Linked DNA regions of Homo sapiens: all the other regions are linked to region 4. Evidence: read pairs that join two places in POLR2A ChIA-PET (ENCODE). Cell type or tissue: HCT116. All regions are shown on one strand. Each heading gives the region's core, and the rest is flanking DNA. Links, peaks and the distances in the headings are about the cores only. Region 1 has its middle 36 kb from the start of MIR8079. Region 2 has its middle 53 kb from the start of MIR8079. Region 3 overlaps LOC107984552 (a long non-coding RNA gene). Region 4 holds the start of LOC124903167 (a long non-coding RNA gene). Region 5 has its middle 4.8 kb from the start of MIR8079. Region 6 overlaps LINC00390 (long intergenic non-protein coding RNA 390). Region 7 has its middle 47 kb from the start of MIR8079.

Region 1 (4,450 bases), core at 327-4,326, 200 kb before region 4:
ATAATCTGAAAAACAGGTCTCCCTGGAGGGCTTTGTGGCTGGCCAACCGGCTTCGTCCCTGGGGCCCCACTGGGGTGGAGATGCCGTCGGCACACACGCATGGCCGGCAGCAGCCTTGCCTTTGATGTGTCCATCCATCCATCTGCATTGTCTTTTACAGATTAATTTCTCCATTCCTTCAATTAACAATTATTGATTGAGAGCCAAACTAGGTTTGCAAATGGATACAAGCAGAGGAAAATTCACCTTGAAGTTAATGAAGTCTAAGCTCCAGAGCCCATGGTCACATGAGTTTTATGAACTTTGCAAAAGTTCGTAATATTTTAACTGTAATCAGCTAAGGCTGAAATATTTTAACTGTAATCAGCTAAGGCTATCTCTTCCACTGTGACGTCCTCTCCACACACTGGCAAGTCCCTTGCGTAGGGTTGCTTTGGAGTCGCCACTACAGCATTTTTGGAATTCTGCTGAGGCCAAGTTGAGATGGAGATATGTTTAGTTTGGGCTTAGAGGATAAACAGTGTTTACACGGTTCACAGTCACCTCTGTATATAGTTAAGTTATTGCTAACATGGTGGTGTAGGAATTGCTTCTAAAAATACTCCTATAACTCGTGTCAACTTAACCAGCATCACGATTTGGAGGCACATGGACAGAAGTCATATCATGATATAAATGTGTTGCTGTGCAGAATCTGGCCCTGAAAATATGTGGGAAATGGAGGATCAAGGTTCAAGATTTTGGAGGCAGGTACTGGTCTGTGGGAATTTCTCCAGTCATCAAAATTACAAGCAGAGATTTGAATTTTCAGGAACATGTATTCAAAAGGATAATTCTCTCTGTCTCTTCAGGGCACAAAAATATAGTGGCACTAGCGATAGCAGATTGGCCTTATGTCAGTCACATGTTTATGTATTGAATTTAAAATGTAAAAGAATTTCTTTGGATCAGCCATGTTAGACGGGCTGATCAGAGAAGACTGCATTATCTTTCTATCATTTCTTCTTTAAAATTGTCGTCCTATGAAGAGGCCATTAAAGAGTGTGTAGCCAAAACGGTGTGAAGAGAACAATGGAAGCATGTCATACAGAGGTATGTCAGGAAGTTAATAAAAACAGTATGCTATGTTTCCAGATTTTTGTGATGTTTGTGGTATTTGTCAGCATTTTAAAATCTGTAATTTATTTTGGTTTCTTTCCTTATTCTGAATAAATATTTACTTTTCTTAAGCGAGGTCCCCACAGTTGATCAGCCGCATGCCCCAGGAGACCGGGCTGGCTCCTGAATATAGATACAAATGATGTGCTTCTGGTCATTAAAGAGCTTGCAATAAACATTCAACAAGTCCCACATAGAAAAAGCATAGAAAAAAGCAAGAAAAGATTAGAGCGCATTTGACTTCCTATCTTCCAATCCCCCATTCCCTTCATCCCTCCTAAAAAATTCTCCAACAAATTGGACTTTTTGTTTGTTTGTTTGTTTGAGACAGAGTCTCGCTCTGCAGCCCAGGCTGGAGTGCCGTGACAAGATCTTGGCTCACTGCAAGCTCTGCCTCCCTGGTTCATGCCATTCTCCTGCCTCAGCCTCCCAAGTAGCTGGAACTACAGGCGCCCACCACCACGCCCGGCTAATTTTTTATATTTTTAGTAGAGACTGGGTTTCACTGTGTTAGCCAGGATGGTCTCGATCTCTGGATCTCATGAACCGCTCGCCTTGGCCTCCCATAAATTGGACTTTTAACATTTATCCTCAAGAGGAAAATGAATGGGCTAAATTATAATGTCGAAGTATAGGTCAAATTTGGCAACTCTCCTCTTCCCTCTTAGCCATGACCATAATGAAAAAAGCCAGCAAGTGTGACCAGGCTGAGAGACGCTTGACCAAGGTGTCTTCTCGGGGCGCATGCTGACAGGTCGTAAGGGGGCTCCCAGCTGATCTCCCCGGGTCAGTCACTCTGAAGGCTGACAACAAGTTGGAAGCTGGAAGACACTGAATGCAGTTGCGGCATGGCGCACGTGGATCTCTCTAGAAGCCGAGTGTCCAGGACCTTTCTTCCTTCCCTGCTCAGACCACAGTAATTTTTCTCCTGGTTTCCAATCACTCTGTGAGCCTTCAACTTGGGAAACTCGAACTGCACATTGAGGGCCACACTGCCTACCCCACCCTTTAAGCTGCCACCGAGTTGTTTGCATACCATCGAATGTAGCCAGCTCGCCAACTGACCGCCGACTGTGGCTACCACCCTGGGAAACAAAATGAAGCATGTCATAGTTTTCCGATGAAAGACAATCAAAGATGCAAAAGGATCACAATTGCAACAGTGTGAGAAGCAGCCAGCAAATAACCATTCACTATGGAGTGGGTGACCTTTTCATTGAAAGCAACAGCTATGACTAAACAGCCTCTTACAAGAGGGTGTTGCAACTGAAATTCTCTAGGCCTGACTCATGGCTTTTCAACCTTGGTCCAGGCTCCTCTCCACCTGGTGGGAGAGCAGGTTGTCTCTCACAACAAACTCTGGGAAAGCCCCGCCCCAGGCCTGCCTCAGAACACAGGAACATGCTGCCAGTGTTTTCCTTTATCATTTAAAGTTTGTTTGTGTGCTGGGCAAGGAGACGCTTGCAAGCAGGTTCTTGAACTGGGTGTAATGAAAGCTGTAGGGATCGCATGGCGCCCTAGACCCACTGCCAAGGCCAAGGGGAGGGACAAAGGCTTAATGGAAGAAAGTGGCTGCAGCTGCTCTCCAAAGCTGTCATTACTTTCTTGCTGGAAACTTTGAAATATTATTTGTTTCCTGTTTCAAACTTCTGGAGATATACCATCCCAGTACCATGATTAAGGGCAATAGTGTCACAGGGAGGTGGGCTGGCCTCTGCGTTTTTCATGTGGGCTTTTCCATCTTTAATACTATATTGCTTTATAAATGTCTTTTTGTCTGTAGATATCTTCTGATCCCTGCCCCCGCCACTCCCAACTCCTGGCTTCTGATGTGAAATGAGAGACTTAAAGTTGATCAAGTTCATGCCGATGTTTAATTCAGACTCAATGTTTTTCTGAAGTCTAAAATCCTTTGAATCCGATGGGAGAGAAGAAGGAAGTGAAACTGGATAGTGTAAATAATTTGTAGTTAGAGCTGAGATTTATGAGGGGAATTGCCGCACAGAGCTTGGTGTTGAATGTCTCTTTGGGCCCTGGGAGACAAATTCTCCACTTGACTGCACGTAGGTCTCCCACCCTTCTGCTGGCACCAGGAGGCGGAGGGGTCTCTACCCTTCCAGGGTGTGGGAACATGTATGAGGGCCCCAAGAGCCTGGACCCTGGAGAGCTAGAGGAGGATGGGGTGTTGCTGTATAAAGTAATTGGCATGTGGCTCTTCACGATGAAAAAAAGAGATTTTGTGGCAGGAAGAAAGCAAAAGAGGAGGGAGGAGAGAAGGAACCATAGATTCTGAGAAACACACCAGGATGACTAGGCCTGGAGGAGTCCAGGGTGGGCCTCAGACCCTCACTTCTTGTCTGGCACCTCCCATTGCCAAAAATGCAGACTTCAGAGTAGGACCATTTTTGGAGCCATGTATAAGAAACAGATTTCTATATAGGTCAGGCCTTGCTAAAATTCATTTTGAGAAGTTCAGAGATGGAATGGAGCAAGACAAAATTGAAATTCTAGCATCCTTTTCCTCATACAATTCACCCCTTGTTTTATGAAGATGTGGGACAAACTGAATGAATGTAACTTGCTTAAAAGAGCACCTGACACACATGGATGCTATGGAAGCACCATTCGATTCCATGCTTTAACTATAAATGATTATTGTTATTATTACTATTATTGTATCTTGACTCTGCTTTCAAAGAGCTGATTTGAACATAACAAGTAGGTAAGGAAATTGCAACCCATCTTCTTGCTTTTCACAGTTATTGCACATAAATAGCCAAAACAATAAGCTAAATGAGACTGTGTTGCTGAGATTAGACCTTTCAGGGAAGTAGGAGGCCCACTGAAAACAAGGACAAACCTTGTTGGGTGCTTGCGGGTGAGAGTTGCTGTTTGCCTAGACTCCCTGCCACACACACTGTAGGGGTCTGAACCCCAGATCTGAACTCTGCACCCATGAATTATCTAGCTGTAGAAATTACTGAGGACCTCTGAGCCACCATTTCCCCTTTTACAAATGGATATGATTAAACCACCACCTCCCAGGAAAGAGGAGAAGACTGAGTGACCAGCTAACTCCCACCTCTCACAGGATCGTATGAGGTTCTAGCAACCCGAGTTTATAATGGAACAAAAAAGAATAGGAAAGGCAAAATACACACCAAGGAATGACATACAACCAATTTACTCACAGTTAACTTCAGCATAAATGTATACACATAATCAGTTACAATTAATATCCACATCGAACTAGGGAGTACATGATTCTGGTGTTCTTTCCAATTCCTTCTCA
Region 2 (4,450 bases), core at 160-4,159, 190 kb before region 4:
TAGCAAGGGACCGATCGTTTCATAATCTTTAAAAAGAACCCACAGTTCTCAAACACCCCCTCACATGGATGCACGTGAGGTATAAGACAGCAACCCAATGTCTGTTACTATGGAACTCAATGGTGTAAAATTAACTCACTAAAGCACACACCCACTGCAAAAAAAAAAAAAAAAAAACAACAAAAAACAGCCTTTGCCAGCTAGGTGCTTCAGAAGGTGATATAGTTTAGATGTGTGTCTCCCTCCAAGTTTCATACTGAAATGTAATTCCAAATGTTGGAGGTGGGGCCTAGTAGGAGGTGTTCGGGTCATGGGGGCAGATCCATCATGAATGGCTTGGTGCCATCCCCTTGGTGATAAGTGAGTTCTCTATTAGTTCATGTCAGAGTTGGTTGTTTAAAGTGCTTGACATCTCCTCCTCTTCTCTCTTGCTCCCTCCTTCGCCATGTGACATGCCCGCTCCCCCTTCACCTTCTGCCATGAGTAAAAGCTCCCTGAGACCTCACCAGAAGCCAAGCAGATTGGGGTGCCATGCTTGTACAGCCTGCAGAACCATAAGCCAAATAAGCCTCTTTTCTTTATAAATTGCCCAGTCTCAGGTATTTCTTTATAGTAATGCAAAAGGGACTGATAGAGAAGGCATTGATGTCACGCTACATATAAAATTTGCATTCTGAGAGTCGCCTCCCACTCAAACGTAAGCTCCATGTGTTCAGGGATTTGCCATAGGTCTGTTCACTGCTGCACAGCCAGTGCCTAGAACAGCACCTAGACAGAGCAGCCAATAAATATTTATTGAACCAATAAATGAATCATACATGAACCAAGTATGAACAGTGGAGGCTGTGAACTGTCTCATGTGTGAGTTATTTACCATCTCTTTGCTGAGTTTCCTCATCCTGAAAAGGCTATATTAATAGGATTGTCGTAAGAATTGTTGGTTTGTGTAAATGTCTTTAAAGCAGTGCTAGTTAATGTTACCTATTTTGGGCTCCATAGAGATTGTGCTTTTTCTATGTCCTCACAGAGGATTGGCAGATAGATATTCAGCGATGTAACATATATACCTGAAAATTATTTCACTCAAATAATCATGTTAGAAAAGTCCTGAAAGAGGCCAGGCACGGTGGCTCATGCCTGTAATCCCAGCACTTTGGGAGGCCAAGGTGGGTGGATTGCCTGAGGTCAGGAGTTCGAGGCCAGCCTTGGCAACATGGTGAAACCCCATCTCTACTAAAATACAAAAAATTAGCCATGCATGGCAGCATGCGCCTATAGTCCCAGCTACTTGGGAGGCTGAGGCAGGAGAATTCCTTGAACCTGGGAGGCAGAGGTTGCAGTGAGCCGAGATCACGCCACTGCTCTCCAGCCAGAGCGTGATTCCATCTCCAAAAAAAAAAAAAAAAAAAGTCCTGAAAGGATTTTTGGTGGTTGGTTGTTGCTTGGTTTGACTTGTTTTCTTAAAAGGCCAGATGTGTATAAGGTGCTTGGTTTTATTATCACGGTTTTATATGAAGTGTTCAGACTCATCCGTGATACCAAAAGAGCCACATTATATTTGGACACTTTCCCTGGTTGATCTCCTTCCTACAAGAATGGAACATGTAACGTCCTAGACACCCTGATGATTCTGTAGTATCAAGCCCCTTCTTGGAAGAAGGCCTCCAAGAGGTTTCCAGGTGGTGAGCCAGGCCAACCTCTTCAGGCGGTGAATCACACCATCCCTAAAGCTCATACCGGCTCACAGATAAGGCCTCTCACCTAGACCCCTCCAAAAGCTTCAGCTCAATGAAAAACAAAGTACATATGGTCTAGCTTTAATCAAAAACTGAGCAAACAATCAAAACAACAACTAGCAAAATGTGTGAATACCTGTTTCTAAGGTATCAGAAACAACTTACAGACATGGATTCACCAAGTCTTATAAAATAGGATGTAAGGGCACATAGCCTCATATTTATTTTACCAAAGAGAACAGAAAAAGTCATTAAGAACCAGCAATGGAATCCATTCTCTCTCTCCTGGATGCACTGTTTAAGTAACTGCACACCCACCTAAAGTTCTCTATTAAAAACCAATACATTGAGAAAACAGTCATTCTCATATTCTACTGCTGAATCTGGCTTGGGACATTGCATTTGTAATAAAAAATATTTGCATATAGAGAAGAGCTGCAGAAATAGCATGGATTTTGGAATCTGAAAGATGAAGTCAAATTCCAGCCGCATGACCTTCAACAAGTTACTTATGTAATCTGAACACAACTTTGTTCTGTAAAATGTGGGCAAGGATAGCAACCCAGCAATGCTGGTATAAAAATTATGGATACTATCTGTAAGCTTCCAGTAGATTGCCTCATTTATAAATGATACTTAGTAAAGGATGATGATGATAATGCTGGCCTTCCCTATTCAAAAAGCACATTCTCAGCTGGCCACAGTGGCTCACACCTGTAATCCCAGAACTTTGAGAGGCCTAGGTAGAAGAATTGCTTGAGCCCAGCAGTTCAAGACCAGCCTGGGTAACACAGTGAGATCCCTTCTCTACAAAAAGAAATTATTTTTAAATTAGCTGGACGTGGTGATGCAAGCCTGCAGTCCCAGCTACTCAGGAGGCTGAGACAGAAGGATCACTTGAGCCCAGGAGGTCGAGACTGCAGTGGGCCATGATCATGCCACTGCACTCCAGCCTGGGTGACAGAGCAAGAACTTGTTTCAATAAATAAATAAATGTAAACAAAACAAAACAAAACAAAAATTCTCAGGATGAACGAACACTTTGTCTTTCCCCCCAGTAATGTTATACTTACGAAAACATCAGGTGCTAAGATTTAATAGCTTATTAGGTCAATTTTTTCGGGGGATCCATTTGCAGAAATTAGATTTGCTGTATTGATTTGACAACTTTGCATAATCCCAACTGAACATTCCCAGCTAAAACAGGGTTTTTCTTTCCGGTTAACTTTAAGACTCTCTCTCTTTCTTACTCCAGAAATTCATTTCTCATTTGGTTTGGGACAGAGCCAGCTGGTAAAAGGTTTCAGCATGTGTTTATTGCCTCTTTGTTCTCAAGCATTTTCTGGGGCCTCCTGGCAGCTCTGGTCTGGAGAAAGCAGCAAAACCCTCTGGGGTTGCAAAGCCCAGACAAATCCCAGGCTCTGACCATGGCCTAGGGGTGGTGAAGAACAGCTAGAAGCCTCCCCTCCCACCCCAAACTCCTGCTCAGAACTCTCAGTAAACACAGGGCAGGAGCCCAGCATTTGGCCCCAGGGGCTTCCTCCTACTGGTGTTGTTTTGGAGTCAGCTGTGCTGCCTCTTGTCAGGCCCTACCCAGGACCTTTCCCCTTGATACTTGCCTGGTCTCCAACAAGCAATTGTTTGGGGAAATGTGTGTGTGTGTGTATGTGTGTGTGTGTGTGTGTGTAGCCCATCAAAACTGTCTTCAACAATGACACTGCTGCTTGTAGACATTACAGATACCCTTGTCCTGGGAGGTCCTTGGGTGTCTTTCCAAATAGATTGCCTGAACACTCAACCCCGGTCCATGCCTCCAAGCCTGAACCCATTTAGGAGTCTTACTCTAAGCCTGGAGGTGAAAACAAGGCTTAGCCCCAGCAGAGTCACCACTGCCCAGCCTTCTCCACCTGCCATCTCCATACCACTTATGGTGTGCCATGGTGGATGCATTAAAGGGCAGTACAACTCAACAGTCAATAGCACCACTGTAGCCTTCAGTTGACCAAGAGCCATATCTAGCTTTGCCATTTTGGGGAGCCTGTGTACAAATATTTATTACTATAAATATGGCCGGGCGCGGTGGCTCATGCCTGTAATCCCAGCACTTTGGGAGGCCGAGGTGGGTGGATCAGAAGGTCAGGAGATCGAGACCATCCTGGCTAACACGGTGAAACCCCATCTCCACTAAAAAATACAAAAAATAAATAAATAAATACGATGTCCCAGGCCAGATCCATATTCAGCAGTAGGATTCAGGAGCTCTATGACATACCTGAGCCAAGTTCATTATCTCACTTTCCCTCAGTTCCTCAAATGTAAAGGAAGGAGAGTAGCACCTATTTCACAGTGCTGTTGTGACAGTTCAATGAGATGGTGGCTGGGAAGGGCTGGTACATGTTGATAGTCAATACAGTACAATCTGAACATAAAATTCCAGCCACCTGAGCTCTCCTCAAGCACACTCAGCAGCTTCGGGTTTGCTTGAGTGAACTCCTTGCAACCCTCTCAAGAGGCTAAGCATGAGAGTGAATTGATCCAGGTTTCTCTGGGAGTTGTTATGCCACTGGTGCTTTTTCCCAGCTTTGGGAATGGCGGGATTGAGTGATGGAATAATGAATCCAACAAACATTTTTGGTGTCAGGCACTTTTGAGGCACAAGTCTACAGAGAGGAAAAGGCCCAGGTCACTATCCTCAGGCTGTGCACATAGGACAG
Region 3 (4,450 bases), core at 280-4,279, 120 kb before region 4:
TGCAGCCATGTGCAATGGGAAGAAAATAATTCATCAGCTGTGACCATGAATGTAGATAGAGATGTTTGGGCCTCATCCAGATCCCCTCTCTGCCCTGTGGGGCTCCCATCTCCTGGCTGCTGAGAATTTGGTTGTTCTCTACCCACAGCTGCTCCCCTTTTCTGGAGGTTTGCCCTTGGCTGACCAGAGCACCTCAGCGGGGAGGTTAACCGCACTCTGCCTCTGAGGATGGCCAACAGCCAGTGATGGCACAAAGGGCCAGCCCCCTGGCCTCAAGACAGGCACAATTCTGAAGTGGGCTCATGAAGAGACTACCCAATCCCCCCAGTGGACAGAGCTGAGGTTAATCTCCACCTGAGACCTGATCTTCGCTGAGTTCCTTCCCCTCTTCTATCTTGCTCCTCTCACTCCCTAGTCGATATTTCCTGAGAACACCTCTTCAGTAAAGCACACACATCCAAATCCTATCCAAGGCTTTGCTTCTAGGAGCCCATCCTAGAAGGCAGTAGGCCCCTGGCTTTCCCTCATTCAGCTGCACAGTTGCACTAACAAGGAATTCCTGAGGTGGCCTTCTAGCACCTCTGTAAGCCCCCTATCCTACTCCACCCTTACCCCTCTGCTTCACCCGAAACTGACCCCTCACTCTTTCCCCACCTCATGTCTTATTTTTGTTAGAAAAGCTTACTCCCCACTTACCCATTTCTTTCAAGATCTAACTCTAGTTTTGCTTATTCCAAGGTTTCCCATGCTAGACTCTACCCATGCCCCTTACGTGTGTATTTTTTAACCACTTAAGAGATGTGCCAAAGCATGTATCAATTTTTATTTTTCAGACAATTGAATCAGAACTTAGTCATCCAAATAGATGTTGCCACTTTGAAAATATTCATCTTGGGGGATTAATCACTTCCTTCAATGCAACCACTGCCCATCATAATTTAGGGATTCCTCTTTGTGGTTTGCCCTCAGTGTATGCATCACCCACTGTTGAACACGGTAGCCTACAGCAATGTCTCAGAGGTTTTAGAACATCATTCAGAACCATGACTGGTGATTGCAGGTTACTAAGAGCACATACATAGATATTTTGTAGTTCCACAATTTACACATCTCCAGCTGTCCCTTGTTGAGTGAAACCCTTTCTCTCATTATGCTGCTCTAAATCCAACCAATTCCAGTGATGGCAAATGGTTGCTCTGTGAAAGTGACTTTTCTTTCCTCTTTGAGACATTTGGATCCATGCCTGATGAGTAATGTAGGTACTGATTCATTCATTCAACAAATATTTATTGAACACTTTCCACATGGCAAGCCCTGTGCTACAAGTGAGGCTGTAAAATCAAATAAAACATGGTTTTTACTCACATGAGGTTTAGAGTCTATCTGAGGAAAATAACAAGTCAATTGACAATGTAGTATAGTTCAGTAAATGCTATAGAGAGATACACATGGGTCTACGGAAGAGAGAGGAGTAAAGGGAGGCTGGAGGAGCAGGGAAGCTTCTGGAGGCTATGTTTTAAAGGGTGATTCAGAGTTTTCTAGATAAAGAAGTTTGGTGGGGTCAATGAGTAGAGGGACTGCTGGTAGGAAGGCATAGATAGAATTCTGAAGCAGAGAAATATTTGAGACACTTCCCGTGAAGGGTGGATTTGGCAGAATGAGCATAGACAAGAGAGGTGGTCAGGCTACTGAGAGGCCAAGAAGGGTTTATCTCCAGAGGCACAGGAAAGCCACTGAGGGATCAGACTGGGGTAAAAACCAACCAACAAACCAAACCCATGTAGCGTGACTAACAACTAATGAGTCATTTTAATGTGTGTGCTCAGTACTTCTGCACATGTGCCATCCTGATGAATCCTTCAACAACTCTATGAGAGACACATGACTATCCTCACTTTCCAGAGGAGGAAACAGAGACTGGGAAAGTTTACTAACTTGCTTAAGATCACACAGGTAGTAAATAGCAGAGTTGGGATTCAAATCCTCGACTCCAAAGCTCAGGATGAGCCTCTAAAAGAAGTCCAGCAAAGGATACGAACAAATACGTCATGTTAAAGGAAAAACTTCAACCGCATTAAATTTAAAGGAGTTTAATTGAGCAATGAATGATTCATGAATCTGGTAGCCCCCAGAATCACAACCAATTCAGAGAGACTCCAGGGGTGCCTCGTAGTCAGAACACAAATTTATAGACCAAAAAAAGGGAAGTGACATACAGAAATCAAAGGTGACATACAGAAACAGTTGGATTGGTTACAACTCTGCATTTGCCTTACTTGAACACAGTTTGAACACTCAGCAGTGTATGAGTGGTTGAAGTATGGCTGCTAGGATTGGCCAAGACTCAGCTATTGTTACAGGTGCATACTCCTAAGTTAGGTTTTCAATCTTGTCTACCTATTAAATTGGTTGCAGTCTGTCCACAAGGACTCAAATATGGAATATATTCTCAGTCTATATTTAGTTTGCTTTAACAATCATTTAAAAGAGAACTTTAAATTCTACATAAATTTACAATGTTCAACTTAGGCACAAGTCAAAGCATTGGAAAGTAAAGCAATAATACTGAATCATTATATACCCATTTAACTAACAGAAAACCTTAGTCATTATGTGCAATGCTGTCTACTTTGCATCACTCGACTGGTATTAATATATTGATGGTCATATTGTAAATGGTCATACATCTTTTGGAAAACAATATAATAATATATACCAAAAGTCAACCCTCTTTTAAAATGTCCATCCTCTTTTACCCACCTCTAGGAATGTATCCCTAGAAAATATTTCAAAAGGAGACAAAAAGTTTATCATTGTAACATTATCTTGAGTAGTGCTAAACTGAAAACAATTTAAATGTAGAGTGGTAGTACAATGGTTTGGTAAATGATCATACAACAAATCAATGGAATATTGTGTAGCCATTTAATATGATCTTTATGGGGATTATGTAACACCATGGGAAAATATTTATAAGAAGTAAACTGTCACGTGAAAAGATAGAATACAGTACACTATTGATATTCACAAGGTGTATAGCCTAATATCTCTGCAAATTCCCAAATAAGTGGAAACCATTGTAGCATACAATTTTCCCTTTAAAATGCAATAGCTAAAAATGTTAAGTAACCCCTCAAGACTCTTAAGGAGTCTATAAACTCAGGATTTGCTTATAAAGCTATAAAAATAAATTCTGCCAATAAAATAAATTCTAGAATGCATTATATTACATCATTAGGCTACTTAACTAAATTTACCTAAATCTGCAAAGAAACAACGTCTTTATCACGTCATGAGAGTTCTTTGCAAGCTTCATATGAAAGCACAAAAGCTGTGTTGAAATGCTGGTCCCACCAATGGTGGGCTGGGCTTGTTTACTGACTGTGTGATTCTTACTTTCTTGCACACCAGCTTTTTGTGTGTGTGTGTTTTGAGACGGAGGCTCGCACGTTCGCTCAGGCTGGAGTGCAATGGTGCGATCTCAGTTAACTGCAACCTCCGCCTCCCGGGTTCAAGCGATTTTCCTGCCTCAGCCTCCCAAGTAGCTGTGATTACAGGTGCCCACCACCATGCCCAGCTAATTTTTTGTATTTTCACTATGTTGGCCAGGCTGGTCTTGAACTCCTGACCTCGTGATCTGCCCCCCTCAGCCTCCCAAAGTGTTGGGATTACAAGTGTGAGCCACCACACCCAGCCCATCAGCTTTAAAATCTAGCCATTTCCAAATCAAAGCCCTCAACATTACAAACCACTGTGATCTTTGAAGTCCTAGGCAAATAATTGAAATTGAGAATGTCAAGTTCAAGAATGCTTCCAATCTACTTCTATTCAGAAGTACATATGCGTTATGATTACAACAATTTGAAAATTTAGACATACAGCCATAGCTGTCCAGAAACATAAAAAACAAAGACAATTGTACTTGGGTGAAAGAAATCTAGGTAGTAGTTTTCTTTTAAAACATTTCTAAGTATTATGTATTTTTTTCACAATAAAATGCACACAAACAATTTATTACCCTGTTGTCATATTCTTGTAGGTTGAACCCCGTTGCCTTTAATCCATTGATATTTTATAGTTTGTAATGTATTTGCAGGGCTTTGGGGTTGCAACAAACGGGTAAAGCCTGGAGAATTAAGCAAGAACTGGCTATAGAAGTAACCACATTATACTTCCTATCCGTATCCCTTGACATTCAACCAGGGATGCCAAAATCAGTGGTGTCTTTGTACCCACATACACTGGTAAGATGCACTAGTACTTTGTTTTCAATGTGGGACCAAGGCTCATTCACTCAAATGACAAAACATGCCTATGATTTCTGTGACCTCACTGATTGATTCGACAGGAACTACAAGTTACATTCAGTGGTTTGATCCATGTGACACTAGGAGGTAGGAAAGAAGGGAGAGGCAGAAAGGACAGAAGGAGGGAAGGAATCATGTATTCA
Region 4 (4,441 bases), core at 1-4,000:
CCTCCTCAGACAGCCAATGAAACAACTAAATTTCAATCTGTACAACCTAAATAGTAGTTACAGTCCTCTATTGTACAAAATAGTTACACTACATACACAAATATACAATAAGCAAAACAACCTTCATGGTAAGATAGCCTAGGTCCCAGCTACCTGTCACCATTTTGTCACTCTCATAGTTTTGTGTCATCCATTGTTTGAGAAGAAAGAGGCACAGTACTATTGTTTTTTATGAATTTTGGTGACAGTTGTCAAATTTGTACAGTGAACTCTGTTCCCCCTCATTTTAGTCTTTTTACCCTCCTTTCAAGTTCCTCCTGGGGGGAGGAGAGGAGAGAGGCGAGTCCAGTGAGGAGCTCCATCGCTTCACAACCCCATGTAGGACACTAAGCGCAAGCAGGAGAGAGAACCCTTGGAAGTGAGGGGTAGGGAGCCGGAAGGGATGGAAAGGCACACAGCTCCTGAGCATGAATTAAACCATTTCTCAGATATCTGCCAAGCTGCATGAGGTCCCGGTATATCCATGCTAATTCTCGGATTAACCTTTAATTCACCCAACTAAGAAATTTCTCCAAGCCATAAGCATATGAGTGTTTAATACTGGAAAAGAGATAATGGCATATGTCAGTCTCACGTCTCTTTCGCAGCGAGCAATGAAATGGGTGACTGTGGAGGCAGATTCTCCCTAGCACATCTTCTCCGTCTGTTCAGTTCACACGCAGCAGCCAGTTCTGCGGGGGCATAGGCAGCTATGCGGTTGGTCCTGAGCCCTGCGATGCTGGCTGGGCGGGGGGCTGTGTGGTGCCCTGTGGCTGGGTGGTGGCAGGGGGGGAGCCAGTCTGCAGCTGGGCCTGAAACTGGGCAAGCTGCTCAGGACTGGCCAGTGTCTTCAGCAGATTGTTCTCCTGCTCCAGCTGGGAATTTTTCTCTATTAGTTCTTTGATTTGCTCTTTGAGGACCTCCACTTCTTCTCTGACCGCATACATCAAATGGCTTTTCACTAGATCCTGGAAAGAAGACAGAAAAGGTTTAACTCATTATTTGGTATTTTCTGGACTCTTTTGAGTTTCCAAGACATTATTTTACATGGATCTCCCTAACTATTTACATATTCCACCTTTAAAGTTGGTTCAATGACACTTGGGGAAATCTGAATACAAACATGACTGTACAATACTTGAGTTTAACGTATAAATGATCAAGCTTTGTAAAAGTCTGTGCTTCTCTGCAGACGTTGGCCAGAAACGCCCAAGTAAGGCTTCCTGAGACTGGGCCAGAGCCGGGCGCTGGGTCCCCGACTGAGACCAGCAGCGGGGACGTCCAAGCCACAGCGCGCCCACCGCGTCCCCGCCCCCAGGCCCCGCCCCGCGCTCGCCCGGAGCCGCCTCCTTCAGCACCGGCTGCAGCCAGTTCCTACCGAACATGTTGCCGCATTTTCTTCCCTCCACCCCGCCCCCCTCTTTTCGTGATTAAGCTGACATCACAGAAACCTGGGCAGACGTCGCAGCCAATGGGAGCCCGAGTTATTTATAGCTCCGAATTAAAGGTTCAGAGTTTGCCTAGCAACAGTGGGCAGAGAATCCCGTGAGAAGAGCCACAGGCGCTGCTCCAATAACAAAGAACGGCCAAGGCGGAAATAAAAAATAGGAGAAATCCAGGCGCAGGCTAAGAAAACAAAACTTTTTCTCTGATTCTTCTTCATTGTGAAGGAGCCCGCGCCACCGGGGACCCGTTTGTGCACCGTCTAGAAGACCCTTATCCAGGATCCCGACTTCTGGGGCCCTCCCCACCTCCCGGCTCCCTAGTAAAATATTAGGATTCCTAGTAAAGCCACATCGCTAAAGGTGTGCTCACGACCAGCCGAAGGAGATAGTTGGCCAGCGCTTCCCTAATAAATCCCCAGCAAAAAGGGTCACCGTGAGAAAATCCCGTCGTGTGAAACCAGTCCGGGGAAGAAGACCATTTAATACCCGCAGGGCCCCTTTCTCCCTCCACGGCTGCCGTGGTAGGTGGCTCCACGCTGGCCGAATGGAGACAGCGCCGGCATTTCTACGCGCATCAAGAGCAATCATCATCATCTGAACTTAGGGATGCACTGGTTCCACAAAACATCTTATTTTTGTGCTGTGCCCACATTTAGTATAAATGATTTTTCATCAGTACATACCATAGCTTGCTCGATTTTGTTGTCAATAGCTACCACACTTGCACCAGAGGAGCTGAAAAAGAGGAGGGAAAAAGGTCATCGATAAATGGAATTTATCTTAAGCTTCCAAGATAAAAAGGATCTCCCAATTTTGTGATATTGCTAGCATCATATTTTGAATGTTATTTAACACTATGTAATGTATCACCCTCCAGAAAATGCCAGCCCCTCTCTTACTAACGAATATCCAGGCATCTCCCTATTTTAGTAAGCCACAAAGGACTAAATTACATAATGTGGGGAAAGCCTGTTCTCTGGCCAGACTTGCAAAAATAAGGTTTTTTAACATTTCGAAAAACAACATCCATGTCACCATAATCTCTCAGCAATGGACAAAGGAATTCGCCTGGCTATCTTTCACCTGTATTATTATAAGTATCCCACGAATAAATTTAAAGAAACTATCTTAGCCGACATTTACCTATTATCAAGTCTCACAGAAGCGTTTTCAGTCCCCAGCAAGGATGACAAGAAAGAAATTGAAAAATGTCTCAGTTGGTAAACTCCTAGATCCATCGCCACTGGTCTACACCATTGGGATTTCATGCAATTGCAGCCAAAAACACCCTCGTGGAAAAAAAGAGGGAACACCAGCAGCCTTGTATAAGCTAGATAAAATCTTCTGGCTTTCCGCAGCCCAGGGAGAAACAGAAAACGGCAGCCCTAATTTAAAGAAACCCAGCTTCTAGGGCTTGATGATCCCAGGCAGATGCGGATCCCAGTGCCGTGAAGAGGCGCTTCCCAGATCCGCAGCCGGGCTCCACTCAGCTCTAGACCAGGACTCCCAGTCTTAGTGCAAAATATATGCAGGAAAGAGCTGCGCCGATTGGCCGGCACGCCACTGGGACCGCCCCCTACTCCCTTCCAGGTCCTCCCGCTTCCCTGCTTCCCCGCCTCCCCCCACCCCCACCTCCGCCCCCATTCTCCAGATCCCGCTCGTGGGGTGGGCTGGCCTGGCGCGGGCCGTGCTCAGAGGGAGTGGGGTGCTGGGTTCGGAGGTTTCCACGGCGGCCTCAAAACACTGGGCCATTGCTTCGGCAGAAAATGTGAAGGGTCCCTGAAAAATACTATGGGGGCCCCCACACGTGCTTACGTTTAAGGGAGTCAGACCCCGGTCCCCGGAGCTGTGTCCCGCGGCTGCTTAACGGCGAAAGCTTCCTATTTGTAACCCGAACCGTCTGAGCTACTGGGCATGCCCAGTCCCACCACTGTAAGACTTCGAGTGTCTTGATTTCAATTATCTAGTTCTTACCGGCAGCGGTACTGGGAGGATTTTATAGACGGTTTTATTTTTAAAGATAATAATCACCCTGCAATCATGTATTTTTTTAATTTTAGAGGAAAAAAAATCACATTTGCTCTTTGAGAGATACTACCTTTTGTTTTATAGAAACAAAACAAAAAACATTATATATTCTTTGCTAGGCATGAGGGAAAGACTCCAGATAAAATCCAGGATCTTCCCAAAAAGCCCGTAGAGCCACAAACCTTAAAATCACATCTCCCTATTAGCATCTTCTCCCTAGTAACTAAATATGCCTTCTTCTATTTAGACCCAAAAAAGTCAATCCACAGGTTGAATTCCACATAAATCTATTTTTAGTTAAGTCCCTAAGGCACGTTTTTGCAAGCTGAGTGACAATTCCTCTAAGACTCAATCCCTCAATCCTATGAGCCTTCTTACATCAGAGGGATTGAAATATTATAAAGTATGTATTCAAAGCATACAAATCCTTGAAGTTAGTCTCTGCCCATTTGCAGTGTCCAGAACCAGAAAAGGGAGGATATAATGGTGGTTAAAAATAGTTAAGCAGCCAATAGATGCTGTAGGCTCACCTCTGTTTCACCCTCTTGGCCACACTGACCAAATAATTCCCTTCTCCAAACCAAAATCGAGAGATGTGGGTATAAAATAGCTTAACCCTTTCAAAATTTCCTATATTAATTTAAAATACTTGCAGGGATGCATCAATTAAGGCTACAATTTAATATACTAGAAATCTAAGCCCTGAAGTTTGCTAAATTATAATACAACATAAACAGTTTCCAAGTCAATACATGCGAGAAAGAAAACTTAACCTCTACAATACTGCCCTCTAATGGCATAATATAAAAACCAAAAAATCTACAAAGTACTTGGGGAGACCTCTCTAATCTGTAGATAAAATTGTGTCATCACAAATAATTCCAACATAAAATCTGACCGTAGAACATATATATGTAATACACGCACAT
Region 5 (4,450 bases), core at 179-4,178, 240 kb before region 4:
TCTGGCCTACAGAAAAAAGTCCAAACATGACACTCACATCAAAACAGATGAGACACAAAAGCCATTCTGGTTTTGTTGACAATAAAGTCTTGTTGCCCTGTGCTTTGCCAATCTGGACTTTGACTAATTATTTCCCAGTTATGCTTTACACTTCCATGTGGGCCTGCCCTTGCAACCTCCAGTCCCTCATCTCCAGCCTGTCCAGTTCTCCCCTTATCCTGCAAGACCCAACTAAAATGTTGAACTCAACCTTCTCTGCTGAATTCCCATTGCCCTCAGCCATAATTTTAGTCACAATGCTTCTTTCATCATATTGGCATCCCTGACTGTTCGTTAAAATGTGAACTTCTCCCACACATGTAGTGTCTCCTTCCCATCTCTGTGCCCCCAATGCCTAGGATAGTGCCTGGCACAGAGGGGGCATTCACCAACTACAGTCTCCTTGGAGGTACTCTTCTAGGCTCCTCAGATGGGTGGGTTGCATGTGGCGATGAGTAAACTATTTATCTAAGTGCCCCCTTGCTGTTCCTCAAGCGTGCCAAGCCTGCTTTCCCCCACAGCCCTCACGTTTGCACCTATCTCGGCCCAGAACTCTCTCCAGACCTCACATAGCTCTCTCCCCCACATCAGTCAGAGCGGCTTTCTCTGGTCCTTCTCCCTTTATCTCCTTATTCTGCCTTGTGTCTTCACGGCACATCTGGTACATTTTATTTTGCATTTACTATTAAGTCTGTTCATTGTCTCCCCCAAGTAGACTGTAGGCTCTGTGAGGTCAAGGGCTTTGTCTTGTTCATTGCACATTAGTGGGCACTCAAAAATATTTTTGAATGAAGAAATAATAAAGTTATCATATTTTAACACATCAAATCTGAAACCAAGCCTCATTTTTCAAGCGTTCTTTTCATAAAGCCGTAAAGCTTTAGATTAAGAAAGGAATTTGGAGGGTTTACTTGAGCTCTGTATTCTCATTTAACTGAAGTGGAAGCAGAGATCTCTGACAGCAAAATAACTTGCCCCATGCAGGGCTGAAGCTAGAACCCTTGTCTGACTCCTGGGTCTTGACTCCTAGCACAGTGTTTTGCATGTGGTAAGCATTCAGTTAATCAATGAGTGTTAAGTTGAATTAAAACTAGAAAAGGCTGAGCAGTTTGATGCCTGTGTGTGCAGCTTTCTGCCCTGTTTATAAACTGAGCTCAAAAGACATGGGCCTCTAGGGAGTTACTTGAGAAAACAAAAGTATAGCAGATGGGGATCCAGGTTCTTACCCTGACACATGGACTCCGTTGGGCAGACCTAGACCAGTTAACCACACAACTACCTGACCCTCCACACTGCATGTCCCCGAGATCTGTAGACATAGCTGGCACTGTTTCCTGGTCACCAGTGGATGTTAAGGGTCAAAAGAGAAAAGGATCTCTCTTTTAGCCAGGAGCACTGACTAGGTGACTGCTAGGGAAAAGCAAGAAATGCAGCGTCAGCCCACCATGGTAGGTAGTGGTTGAGGAGCCTGAGAACTAAAGCTCCTTCCGTTCTCAACCTCACACTCTGGGCCAGTTACTGAAATTGTCTAGACCTTCACTTGAAAAATAAATCCTATAGTTAGGAATAACCAGGGTTTCATTACAAAGTTCTTGGCACATACTCCAGGACTAAATTATATATGGTAGTGGTGCAAATTGCCAATCAAACAGTGCCTTCCACAATGAGGGGCAAACATAATGAAACCTTAGTTTGGTAGATCATAACAAAATTGCTCATTATTTCTTCGTCTCTCCTTTAGATGGAAAAGTGTCACCTTTTCTATATGTTCTTTGCCCATTTCAGCTTCTGCCCTCAGACTCTCAGGAATATGGAGAACTGTTTCTCTAAACACTCACGATTAAACAAATTAGGAGATTTCCTAATTGTTTAAGGATGTACGGTTGTTCAACAAGGACCCATGTTCCACCACTCTCCTCTTCTGCAGTATGGCAGACAACCATCAATAACCACAGGGTCCCAACCCAAGCCTTGGAGCTCACCTCATAATTCCTCATGGTCCAGAGAGCCTTCACAATCAACTGGAGCTGTTAGATGTAATGAAATTATTTGCCATCCTCAGTTTCAGTTGTATAAAGCCAGGACCAGAATGTACAAACTGTCCTCAAGCTTTTCTCTAACTCTAGGTCATGCATTTCTAAATCAAAGGCAGTTGCCTGTCTTGCAGGATTTGTTTTCTTTCCTTTTTGTTTTTCTATTTTCCTCTAAGCATACAAGGAAGAACAGAGATTTCAACCATTATTTCTCAGTGAACTAAACATCAAACTATAAGTTTTCAAGTCAGCCATGACCTGGCATCTCTCCGTCTTTTGAAAACGAAGCCAAACAATCTATGGTGCGGTCTCCTTAAGCTGTGTCCGAAATATGCAGGGTTGTGCAATATGCAATGTTTTGGTCAGTCACTAGGTGGCATCTAATTGAGGCACCGGGTGAACTCTCCCAGAAGGAGCGTGTTTTAGAGCACACCACAGTTCTCCATTTTGGCTGCCATTGTTTGGTGGGCGTGTTGGAGTTAATCCATTGCCATCTGTCTTTATTTTGCTAACTTACTCAGTCGGACGCCACACAATTGAGTTCTGCAAATGTCGGCTCTCCAGTACAGCAATTACCGAGTCTCTCTCTAAACAATATCACCGCACGGCATTCTTCCTGCCTTGCCTAGAGCTTGAAACATTCAGGCTCATTTTGACTTTCTTTGCTTATAGCGCTTGTCATCTTCAAAGATGAAAGAAAAATGGTCTGAACTCAAAGCCACAACAAGGCATGGCTTCTCTTTCCAAACTGAGTACATACCAATCAACATGTTCCTATTACATAAAAACCCCAGGCAACACAGCCAAGGATGTGGGCTTGTGCTTGTGCAGTCCAGGAAGACACCACCGCCTCCTCCAGGATGCAGACAGAGTGCATTTTGTTGTTGATGATGATGTTGTTCTTTTAATATTTGAGGGACTGGTGGGAGAGGTGGCAAGTGAGGCACATGGAAGTAATAGGAGAAGGAAGTTAGGAAGGAAGGAAGGAGAAAGAGAAAGAAAGAAAGAGAAAGAAAGAAAGAAAGAGAGAGAGAGAGAGAGAGAGAGAAAGAAAGAAAGAAAGAAAGAAAGAAAGAAAGAAAGAAAGAAAGAAAGAAAGAAAGAAAGAAAGAAAGGATATAGAGGAGGAGTGGGGAGTGAGCTGATATTTGAAGGACCTAACTTCCATTGCTGTTCCAGAAGAGGGATGAATTAATAATCTCAGTAACCTAGAAATGGTGTTTATTTTCCATTGTTTGCTCATTTCATTCATTCACGCATTGTGTATTGAAGACCTACTCTGTGTGTCAGGCAGTGTATGAGATGTTCCAGATACAAGTGGGATCGATTCATCAAGATTCATTGTCTTCTTTGAGCTTACATTTTGTGGGGAGACAGACATTGATCAAGTAAACACAAGCATGATAGCTGTTGTGAAATAGACACAAAAACACACAGGGTGTTGCACAAGCACACAATGGGTGCCCTCACCTAGTCTGGGGGCCAGGAAAGGATCTCTGAGATAGGTGAAGATGAAGGGGGTTTTTAGAGTATCATTCTTCTTTGTTGAACTCTCACGTGCCAAATACTCTGCTTTGCAATTAGCAGATGCTAGATTCATATTTGGTGACCAACTAGCAAGTGAGGAAGATCTAGCAGGATGAGAACCAGTGAAAATACAGCCCAGTCCCTGATGGGACTAATTCCTCCTTAATCCTTTGCTTTTGCCTTTTTTTCCTGCCAAAATTATATAAAGATTTGCATCCATCTTTTATCTTTATTTAAGTCCATTTTGTTCAAAGTTTTCAATGCCTGGTAAACCAAAAGTGAATTAAACATTAACATATTAGTTTACATTGCTATCTACTGTAGTTCTTCAGAATCGATTCACTGTTTAAATTTTAGAAAATAGGAGGCAATTTGGGGAGCAAAGAAGAGGAAGCCAGAAAAAAAGGGAACATACTGTGTTTGTCTTCTCCGCTGTATTACCATATTTTCAAATGTAATTTCTGTCTTCAGGGTTTCCACTATGAAGCAGAGGGAGTCCATATCCTATGTATTGACATAAGATTCGAGCAAAGGCAAACCCACGAATATGCAGTTTTTGGGAACTGTAAACTCCCTGAGTTTCATTACAGGTGCTGGAATAGGTGGATATTGAAAGGATTTAATGTGGTCTCACTACTTACCAGTGCATTTGTGAATGACCCATTCTTGTAGGACTTTATCTTGTCAACCAAGTCTATTTGTCATTAAATATTTGTGGTCTGAGTCCTTTAAAGTCATCTCCTGGGAGAACTGCATTGCCAGGTAGTTTGAAGACCAACGCCAGCTACATAGTAACATAAGGAGCCTTTGCCTTGCTTTATTTTGGTCTTAACTCATTGCTCCCCTAAGCT
Region 6 (4,450 bases), core at 244-4,243, 290 kb before region 4:
AGTCAAAACCATCTTAACCTCATCCAAGCTGGGTTCCTTAGCTAATACCTTCTTCTACATCTTCTCTCCAGGCCCCCATGGCTCCTTCTATTTAAAGTACAGGTGGTGAGCAGAAGTAGTCAAGGCTTATAAGCCAGGCTGCTCCTCAAATGCAGCCGTAAGAAAAGAAATCTGTGGGGTGTTTTAAATGCATGCCTGATATAAAGATAAACCTCGGGTATCATATATCAGGGGATCCCAACCCTCAGGCCACCTATTGGTACCAGTCCATGGCCTATTAGGAACTGAGCCGCACAGCAGGTGAGCAGCAGGCAAGCAAGCGAAGCTTCATCTGTATTTACAGCCACTCCCCATTGTTTGCATTGCCGCCTGAGCTCTGCCTCCCATCAGATCAGCAGCAGCGTTAGATGCTCATAGGAGTGCAAACCCTATTGTGAACTGCACCTGCCAGGGATCTAGGTTGGACGCTCCTTAGGAGAATATAATGCCTGATGATCTCTCACTGCTTCCCATCACCCCCAGTTGGGACCGTGTAGCTGCAGGAAAACAAGCTCAGGGCTCCCACTGATTCTTCATTATGGTGCGCTGTATATTTCACTATATATTGCAATGTAATAATAATAAGGCACAATAAATCTAATGTGCTTGAATCATCCCAAAAGCGTTCTCCCCACCTCCACCCTGGTCTGTGGAAAAACTGTCTTCCATAAAACCAGTCCCTGGTGCCAAAAAGGTTGGGGACCACTGTCTTACATGATATATAAAGTGCAAGTTCTATGTGTCCCAGAAAAGGATTTTAAAGGTAATTCATGGTGTGTATCATGGCGTCTATCTTGTTACACATTAGTAATACTTTGAATGTGTAAAGTGCTTCTCCCTGTTCTGTTGGATTTATCTTTGAAGTAGCTCATAAAGATAAAGATATGAGTATAGAAAACATTCCTTCACTGGCCCTATTTTATAAATTAAGGAACAAAGACTGGATGCAACATGTGGCAGATTATGCGAAAAATCTAGTAGCTGAGCAAACATAAGAATTCAGGTTCCCTGGATTCCAGGACAGAGTTGACTTCCCCATCTGAAGTGATACATGAGCACAATAGGTTTTCATCGTCATTCAGATTATAATGGTTCCTTTTACTCTGATAATATTGCTGATATTTCTAGAAATAGCTTGTTCATCCATTTATTAATCTCATAAACCCCTGACTGGGGGAAACAGAGTGGAAAGTGGTCAGAAATGGGGCTGGAACAGTAATCAGGAAGCCGGAACCTCCATTGCCTCAAGAGCTAAGTTCAGTGTCAGGCCTTTGTCTCGAGGGCAACGGGGAACTCTGTAAAGGTATTTAAGTTGGGGAATGTAGTGATCAGCAGCATTTGGCAGCAATCACCCTGGGCTGGAGTGGGCCTGACAGGAATGGGCAAATCTTGGGGCAGGAAATCCAGTCAGAAGATTATGACGATAAAGCAGGTGAGAGATGTTGGTGTCCCAAGGGCAAAGGGGGATCCCATCAAGACATGAGAACCGCCACGTCGTTCTTTCCCCAATCCCACTGTTTCTAGATTTTTCCTTCTAGGAGGCCTGCAAATGTGTTTCCGGGAGGAAAATCCGTCCCTGCTATTTCTCCAGCCTTCCCTTGTTACCGGTCCGGCCCTGCCCCTTTAACATTCAGGAATGAGAGTGGAAGCAGAAGGCCCAGGTCCCCGGAGGTCCCGACGCCCGGATTCCACAGCCTGTGAGGGTCCCTTGAGCAGAGCGGGACGAGGCCACTGGCACTACGTCGTGACTTCACCAACAGCCTGCAGTACTCGTTAACGAGATTTCGCCAGGCCCCTTGGACTAACGCCAGGATTCTCGGTGCCCGCAGTCAGCGCTCTGGGATTAGACAACGCCCCACAGGCCGCGGCTCTCTGCTGACCCTCAGCAGCGATGAGACCGGCGCGCACAAGCCAGCAGCCACTAGCTCTCCCACAAGGCCGAGCGCGGCCAAAGGGCAGCCCCGCCCGCTCCGCCTCCCCCAGCTCTATTGGCTAGTGCACCTGCCACTCAGCCGCGCGCCGGACTCCGGCTTCGGGCCTGGAGGAGGGATCCCAAGCCTCCTCGGCTCGGCTCGGCTCGGCTCGGCTCGGCTCGGCTCGGCTCGGCTCGGCTCGGCTCGGCTCGGCTCGGCTCGGCTCGGCTCGGCTCGGCTCGGCTCGGCTCGGCTCGGCTCGGCTCGGCTCGGCTCGGCTCGGCTCGGCTCGGCTCGGCTCGGCTCGGCTCGGCTCGGCTCGGCTCGCTTGTCCTTGAGGTTTACTGTGTTTGGCATCGCAGTTCCGACGGCAGCCGCCGTTTCGCGACCCACGGCGGACTTGCATAAACACTTTCTAGTTGGAATCTCACCCTGTGAGGTGGGCAAGGTAGTGATATTCCTGTTTGACGCCGACAGAAATAAGAGAGATTGACTCTCAGAACCATGTGGCGGGATTTTAAAGGAGGATCTTAACAGTGGCTCGGACAGACCCGTGTTTTCTGCTCCTAGCATTAACTACGTCGTTAAACCCTTCTGAATTTATTTCGTCTGTGAAATGGGGAAAAGATAGCCACCTTGCATAACTGGTGAAGAATTCGTAAACTGACAGCAGAATCTAGTAAGAGGACTGGCCCGTGGTCGGCTCTTAATGGTGTGTATGGGGCTATGAACATTCCCAGGTCTTCTGACCTCTAGTCTGGGACTCTTTCTGCTAAACTAGGGATTCTTAGAGGTCCAGAGACTTCGGGAGATCCAGGGGCATCTTCAAGGGGGTCCCTGAGTTCTAAACTGCAGAGGAACACTCTTAAGAGAGATAATAAATATTTCCACCACATCTGTTATGGATAATATATATTTTGTCATCTATTTGCCAGAGACTGTTGTAAGTGCTTGTATACATTAAGTCACTTAATCTTTACAGTGAACACTAAGGTACATCCTATTATAATTCCCATTTTACAGAGACGTTAAATACCTATCTAGCTAAAAAATGTGGGAGCTGTTTTACATTCACGCAATCTAGCTGATAAAGCCACACACCTTAATGTTTGTACTATATATTATTGTGCAAGAGGTGTATTTGATAATGATTCTTGTGTCACCATTTACAAGATGCTTCTGGCTTTTATTAAACTCTCAAAGGGCAGGAAAAGAAAAAAAAATACAGAGGAACCTAAACCCTAAATCAGAGACAGACTACATGCAGATATACAAATGGATGATAAGAAACCAAAGTTGTGGGTACCATGTTTGCAATTCCGTTTTAGCTGAGTGCTTTGGACTATCACGTCCCTCAGTGGCTCCCTGGAGGAAGAATGATTGAATGACAGGATAGGAATGGAATGTAGCCATCATCTTATCTGACCACACAGACACCTCCCAGCAGATGAATGCATCACCTCCTCATGATAATTTTGAAGACTTTCTGAGAAAGTGATAATATTAGCCTATTACCTCACAACCACAAGGAACACTACAGTGACTACAAACCCTATGTGCCTCATTCAACAGGTGTCACAGAATAAAGAAAAAGACTGGGAGAGAGATGGGAGCTGATAGACCAGAGGAGACCAAAGACTGAAACTGAAGACTAAACCATGGAAATTGGGAACAAGCACTTACTCGCTTAGAGGGTGAAAAAAGTGAATTTGCCTACAGGGCCAATTTGGAAGCACCTCTCCCTGGAAGCCAGGTTAGAATTCCTACTAAGGTGTCCTTGGCCTCTTCAGTGGTGGTGGCCTTGAACTACACAGCACACTTGCACACTCAGCTTCTGAATGTCCAGAGCAGTCCTGAGTCTTGCCTGAGAAAAATACTCAGGTTCTTGGGCTTCATCTCTCCCTTCTGCCTTCTTTTCCTCCACCTTTCCAGGTCAGCCTGGGGAATATGAGATGTGAGGAGAGGGGTGAGTGGAGGCTGAGTTTTGACCAATGTTATATGACATTTGAACCTGACCTATGGCAAAAGGAAGATCCTTTGGGAGGCAGGCCTATGTTCTCATCCCTTTTTCTGCCCCTTTGGATCAATTAGCTCTCAATCATTTTCTCTGGGACTGGTAAAGAACAGAGAGGGGCACTGGACAACATCAGCCAAGTAAAAGTAGTGCGGGGGTTGGGTCCCAAGTGATCTGTCAACATCCTGAAATGATATTTTGAGTGACCAGAGAAAATGCAGTCTCCATGAAGGAGGGAAGTCTAGGGTGATTCCTGTAGAGAAATATTGGTTGTGAGATTTAAGGGGTGAACGTGAGATAGACAGGAAATGAGGCAAGAGGCTGAGAGTCAGTGGCACCACTTGCTTTGGAAATGGAGCAAAGTCTCCAGCAAAGGCTGTGAAGCTCACAAAAGCTTGGTCCTGGGGTGAGGTGTGGGGAGGGTTGGCCATATAGGACAAGAGCAGGGCTGCAGACTTAAAGGCCCAAGGACAAGCAATGTGAC
Region 7 (4,450 bases), core at 246-4,245, 190 kb before region 4:
CATTGCTGGCCTGGGAGATGGAAGAAGGAGCCACAAGGGGTACCAGCAGCCTGTAGAAAGTAGAGAAGGTAGAAACACAGATTCTTCCCTGGGGCCCCCAGAAAGGAACACAGCACTGTCAACACTTTGAATTCAGCCTGGTAAGACCCATGTTAGACTTCTGACCTACAGACTGCAAGATAATAAATCTGTCTTGTGTAAGCCACTAAATCTATGGTTATCTGTCACAAGCACAATAGGAAATTAATACACTTTCTATTTGTTTTACGTGTGTCCTGAAATGTTAGGTTCCTTAGGATTCCAACTGCTGAACTATATGGAGACAGGATAGTTTAGTTAAAAGAAAAATCTTAGACAAATTAAATTTAACAGAGTTTACTTGAGCAAAGAATAATTCATGACTTGGTAGCCCCAGAACCAGAATAGGTTCAGAGGGACTCTGTTGCTGCCACGGTGACAAAGAAGATTTATGGACAGAAAAAGGAAAGTGATGCACAGAAAACAGAATTGAGGTACAGAAACAGCCAGATTGATCACAGCTCAGTGTTTACCTTATTGAACACCATTTAAACAGTTGGACGGCCTTGACTGGCCAAAACTTGATGATTGGCACAACAGCAAGTTACAGTCTGTTCACACATCCATTAGGTTACAGCTCACTATGTATGAAGAAACCTTTAGGATGAACTTAAAATATATAAGGAGGGAGCTTTAGGCTAAACTTAACAGTGGACAAGATTTGACTCTGCTACTACGTCACCTTGTGGTTTTGGGTAAATCAGTTTCTCTGGTTCTCAGTTTCCATATCTGCAAAACAAGGTCGTTTTATTAAATGATCCCCAAAGCCTCTCCCCCTTTAAGTTTAGACATTCAGTATACTCTCCGTCTTCTTAATGGTGTCAAATGCTCTGGAAGCCCCAGCAAACACCTGAGCTGCCCCTGTCATCATCCACAGCAGAGCACGGACAGGGAAAGAATGTCCACAGGTTCCAGCTCTCTCAGGACTTGTCCACGGCGAGTGAGGCCACAGGAGGTCAGGGCAGGCACAGCAGCTGCCAGTTCTCTCCACTCAGGAAGAACATACCCAGTGCTAAGGAAGAAACACTGTGGGGACAGAGGTGCTAGAGAATTCTAAAACCCAAGCGGCCATGGAAATCCTCCTAAAGGCAAGGAGACTTGTGTTAGCTTCACAGGAGAGATGGGCTCCGAATAAGGATAGTCTATCCAGAAGTTGGGGTGACAAGAAAGACACCAGGTGGGTTATCATGGTGAATGGGCTAGGCTGGAAGAAAAGGTTTTGTGTGGGCAAAAGGTCAGAAAGATCTGTTAAAAGCAGATGATGAGGCCTTAAAAGGTTCCAGGACAAGGACAGGAAGGCTGAGTGAATGCCTTGATGAGGCCCTACTACACTTTGTGCCATGTTGTATGCCCGGGAGTAAGCAGCAGGCACATAATCGGTGCTCAAGACAATAGGTGCTCAGTATTTGTTGGATGAATAAATAAATAGGCATCAACATATTTTTAGCAGGACATTGCCATTATCCAAGATGAATTTAAGGAAGATAAGTGGGACCTCCATAGGCAGAGTGGACTGAAGGAGGCAGAGATGGAACATCTGTATACTAGTCAAGAGGCTGCTAAACTGATTCAGACATAAGGGTCAAGCTGGGATGTTGGGCAGTGCAAACTGAAGGGAAGAAACATATGTGTCGTGAAGACTTTCCCTAAACCATTCCATCTGGGAGGATGTCATTTCCATTCATGCAAATCTCCAAGGAAGGAGACCCACCACCTCATGAATAAGAATAATGCAATAACCCAGACAGGCCAGCACACTGGAGCAAAATCCTCGGGCAGCCATGGAAGCAAGAATCCAACCCACACCATATTTTCAGTAGAAATGACCACTAATTTATGCACAGTTTTTCTGCCTATAATCAAAGCTAATTCTTAGTTCACTCTTGCCTCCTCTAGACTCAACAACTCAAATTCTCCTAACTGCTTTCAGAGATCCATTCACTGAGTCTTCTCATTATTTCCGTTTTTCTTCCCTGATCCCGCTCCAAGTCCCCTCTGCCTTATGTCATTTAGCTGAATCGGAAGACCAGGTTTGCTCCAGTCACACTCATCTGACAGGCCTGCTCTTTTCCTCTAAGTAGCTGGCAGGAGCATAGCTCTGTTCCAGGAGGGGGACCTGTCCTCATGGGAACATGGCAGTTATGGTCCAAGTCCAGCTGGCCAAGAACTCAGACTGTCCTCTCCTGAAGGTTCCCCCACAGAAATCAATAAGAGCCCACCTCCAGACAGTGGCTGGCCTCAGATCTCAGAGGAACTCACCATCCTCTTCCTCTCCATCATCCTCTCTAAGCTTCCCTGTCTTTGCCTCAGCCAAAGTCCAACCCATCAGGGACAGAAGAGTAATTGATGAAGGCCTTAAGGGATATCAAAGCGCTATTGAGCAAAACCACAACTCAACAGCCGTGCAGGTGCTTCCTGCGGCAGGGAGGGAAAGAAGTGTCTTTAGAAAGCCCTAAATAACTCTAGGCAGGGATGTCAGCTTGACAAATGACTGGTGAGAAATAGCCCTGTTGTTCTCTGGTGTGTGATTCATCCAAGGCTGTGCTGGGGTGGGGGGACAAGGCCCAGCCGTGAGTCCCACCGTTGGTCACTTGGGGCCGCTCTTCAGCTTGGCTCCAAGATGGATAAGAAGGCACTTTTGTTGGTGCTCTTGGCCTCTGTCACTTTGACCTTGTTTTCCAGTGGTTTTATTTAGCGGATTTGTGCTGATTTGGTTTGAGCCGCATTCAGAGGAGGATAGCAACTGTGGGGAGACTCTTTCTAAGCATCCGAAGGCCTCTCTCCCTTTGATGTTAGCTCCCAGTGCTTCTTGCCATCATAACATCAAAGACCAGGGGCTGCTCAGGGCAGAGGCCCATTTCATCTCCCTGTTCCCAGCTCCTCAAAGAGCTGGCTTATTGAAATGCTTGTCACGTGTTGAATGGATAAGTGAAAATATCCCGAGACCAAGGGATATGACATGACAGCTAGTTTCTAGACTTAGCGCTGGGACCTTGACAAGGTGCACAGAGTCTCTGGGCCTCTGTATCCCCATCTGTAAAATAAGAAGGCAAGCTCTTGGGTCCCCTCAAACTCAGACCATGAGGTTCAGAGAGGCCTGCAGAGGCTGATTGGGGCCTACACCCAACTCGCAAGGAGGGGAACAAAGGTAAGGAGAACATGAGGGATCAGCAGTTGTTTTGAATGCCCAGCAGCAGGAGTAAACACCAGCACGTTGAACACTTGCGTGAAAGGTCTATGATGTTTTCAGTTAGGAGGTCGGCCTGGAGGCCCCCTGAAGTAACACTAGATGAATGTATTGTGAACAGCCAGTGGGCTGGTGTGGGCCACATGAGACACAAACAGCACCACTAGCCTCCCTGAGTTTACTGGGTCCTCTTCACCAAGGTGTCCCAGCCACCAGCTGGACATTAAGTCTTTGGTTTATGGTGTGTTTTTTGTTGTTGTTGTTGTTGTTTTCCATGAAACAGCACAGCAAATCCATCGTTAGAGGCCGGCCATCCCACCAGCAGGGATGATTTTGTGAGTGAGTCATGCTGAGGAGGCGCTGTGTGAGGTGGGGCTGCGGTTTATAATGAAGTCCTGCCTGGGACTGTACTGAGGAGACAGCCCAGTGTGTCCCAGCACAGAGCCCATTTCTCAAAGCGGTCATCGTCTGATTCATTTTCTCATGCTGGGGGATGTGCTCTGGGTTTTAATGCCTTTAGTTTCCATCAATGGTAGCTTTGTTAGTGTTAACTGAAAGGAAGACAAATTTGTTTGAAATCAAGGTCTTGTGGATGCCTCAGTGTGTACCCTTCTCTGTGCAGAAAATGGCTGTAATCTTGAGATTGAAGAGTTGAATGAAGTTGTCTTCTTTATGGAAAGGCATTTCAGCAACTGTAATTAATGGTCACAAAAGTCATCAAAAGTTTTAACAATCCCAACAATCCCAGTTTCCCCTTTGCGAATCATTTTAGGTTTTTATATAAAGATCGCTGATGCCCCTATTAAGGCTCTTACTGCTGTAAAAGTCAGGTAGGTGAGACTCCAGCTTGGCCTTCATTTGTCCTTTTGTTTACGTAAAGCATCCAGTTACTCTTACACCTTGACATGGCTTAAGCAGGTCTGACGGGAAACAGCCTTGTTTCAGCTGATAATCTCCATGGAATGGACAGACTTCCCACTGCAGAATTGAGGCAGATAAAAGGAAAAAGAAGTGCTCTCACAGCAAGACAGCAATACCTTCATATACCTGCACACACACACACACACACACACACACACACACACACACACACGCCATTTGGGTGCAGAGTAAATACCTATTTGACATATCTTTTCTGAAATACAGATTTTGAAACCACACAAACCTGGTTTTGATCCCTCTCTA

Evidence for each region. Peaks named below come from ENCODE experiments on the same cell type or tissue, not always from the same donor. Only the 100,000 strongest peaks of a DNase experiment are listed, where the experiment ranks them.
Region 1: POLR2A ChIA-PET joins it to region 4 with 39 read pairs; 20 of 35 experiments call an interaction of 5 or more read pairs at or near these places.
Region 2: POLR2A ChIA-PET joins it to region 4 with 12 read pairs; 20 of 35 experiments call an interaction of 5 or more read pairs at or near these places.
Region 3: POLR2A ChIA-PET joins it to region 4 with 83 read pairs; 22 of 35 experiments call an interaction of 5 or more read pairs at or near these places.
Region 5: POLR2A ChIA-PET joins it to region 4 with 14 read pairs; 16 of 35 experiments call an interaction of 5 or more read pairs at or near these places.
Region 6: POLR2A ChIA-PET joins it to region 4 with 12 read pairs; 22 of 35 experiments call an interaction of 5 or more read pairs at or near these places.
Region 7: POLR2A ChIA-PET joins it to region 4 with 88 read pairs; 20 of 35 experiments call an interaction of 5 or more read pairs at or near these places.

The regions. Positions count from the first base shown.
Region 1 is chr13:44,229,792-44,234,241 of GRCh38, forward strand. No RefSeq gene overlaps it. Among named protein-coding and RNA genes, the nearest start is that of MIR8079, 36 kb to the left of the region's middle. RefSeq lists an enhancer at 1,796-2,995. In HCT116, for the core only: CTCF peaks have their summits at 2,547 and 2,754; a DNase peak (open chromatin) is centred at 2,430; H3K4me3 peaks cover 1,036 bases; H3K27ac peaks cover 2,257 bases.
Region 2 is chr13:44,246,481-44,250,930 of GRCh38, forward strand. No RefSeq gene overlaps it. Among named protein-coding and RNA genes, the nearest start is that of MIR8079, 53 kb to the left of the region's middle. RefSeq lists a silencer at 3,600-3,776. In HCT116, for the core only: no CTCF peak of the experiment used is centred there; no DNase peak of the experiment used is centred there; H3K27ac peaks cover 593 bases.
Region 3 is chr13:44,312,151-44,316,600 of GRCh38, forward strand. The region is part of intron 1 of LOC107984552 (a long non-coding RNA gene); the gene reads left to right. Among named protein-coding and RNA genes, the nearest start is that of SERP2, 59 kb to the right of the region's middle. RefSeq lists an enhancer at 1-1,017. In HCT116, for the core only: no CTCF peak of the experiment used is centred there; DNase peaks (open chromatin) are centred at 568, 941, 1,251 and 1,801; H3K4me3 peaks cover 1,345 bases; H3K27ac peaks cover 2,618 bases.
Region 4 is chr13:44,433,877-44,438,317 of GRCh38, forward strand. It overlaps TSC22D1 (TSC22 domain family member 1), which reads right to left. Exons shown (of 3, transcript NM_183422.4): 2 at 2,168-2,219; 3 at 1-1,007. The coding sequence ends at 750. It overlaps LOC124903167 (a long non-coding RNA gene), which reads left to right and starts at 3,328. Exons shown (of 4, transcript XR_007063778.1): 1 at 3,328-3,416. RefSeq lists an enhancer at 772-1,971 and a silencer at 1,289-1,398. In HCT116, for the core only: no CTCF peak of the experiment used is centred there; DNase peaks (open chromatin) are centred at 1,505, 3,025 and 3,355; H3K4me3 peaks cover 3,396 bases; H3K27ac peaks cover 3,764 bases.
Region 5 is chr13:44,189,165-44,193,614 of GRCh38, forward strand. No RefSeq gene overlaps it. Among named protein-coding and RNA genes, the nearest start is that of MIR8079, 4.8 kb to the right of the region's middle. In HCT116, for the core only: CTCF peaks have their summits at 2,415 (motif pointing right) and 2,975; DNase peaks (open chromatin) are centred at 2,467 and 2,807; H3K4me3 peaks cover 380 bases.
Region 6 is chr13:44,140,033-44,144,482 of GRCh38, forward strand. All of the region lies in intron 1 of LINC00390 (long intergenic non-protein coding RNA 390), which reads right to left. It overlaps SMIM2-AS1 (SMIM2 antisense RNA 1), which reads left to right. Exons shown (of 5, transcript NR_104065.1): 2 at 3,525-3,705. It overlaps SMIM2 (small integral membrane protein 2), which reads right to left. Exons shown (of 3, transcript NR_197392.1): 3 at 3,118-3,890. Among named protein-coding and RNA genes, the nearest start is that of LINC00390, 5.5 kb to the right of the region's middle. RefSeq lists enhancers at 1,074-2,033, 1,700-1,909 and silencers at 2,060-2,209, 3,647-3,841. In HCT116, for the core only: no CTCF peak of the experiment used is centred there; DNase peaks (open chromatin) are centred at 1,959, 2,317 and 3,319; H3K4me3 peaks cover 2,448 bases; H3K27ac peaks cover 1,536 bases.
Region 7 is chr13:44,240,798-44,245,247 of GRCh38, forward strand. No RefSeq gene overlaps it. Among named protein-coding and RNA genes, the nearest start is that of MIR8079, 47 kb to the left of the region's middle. In HCT116, for the core only: a CTCF peak has its summit at 2,664; DNase peaks (open chromatin) are centred at 2,584 and 3,654; H3K4me3 peaks cover 498 bases; H3K27ac peaks cover 2,586 bases.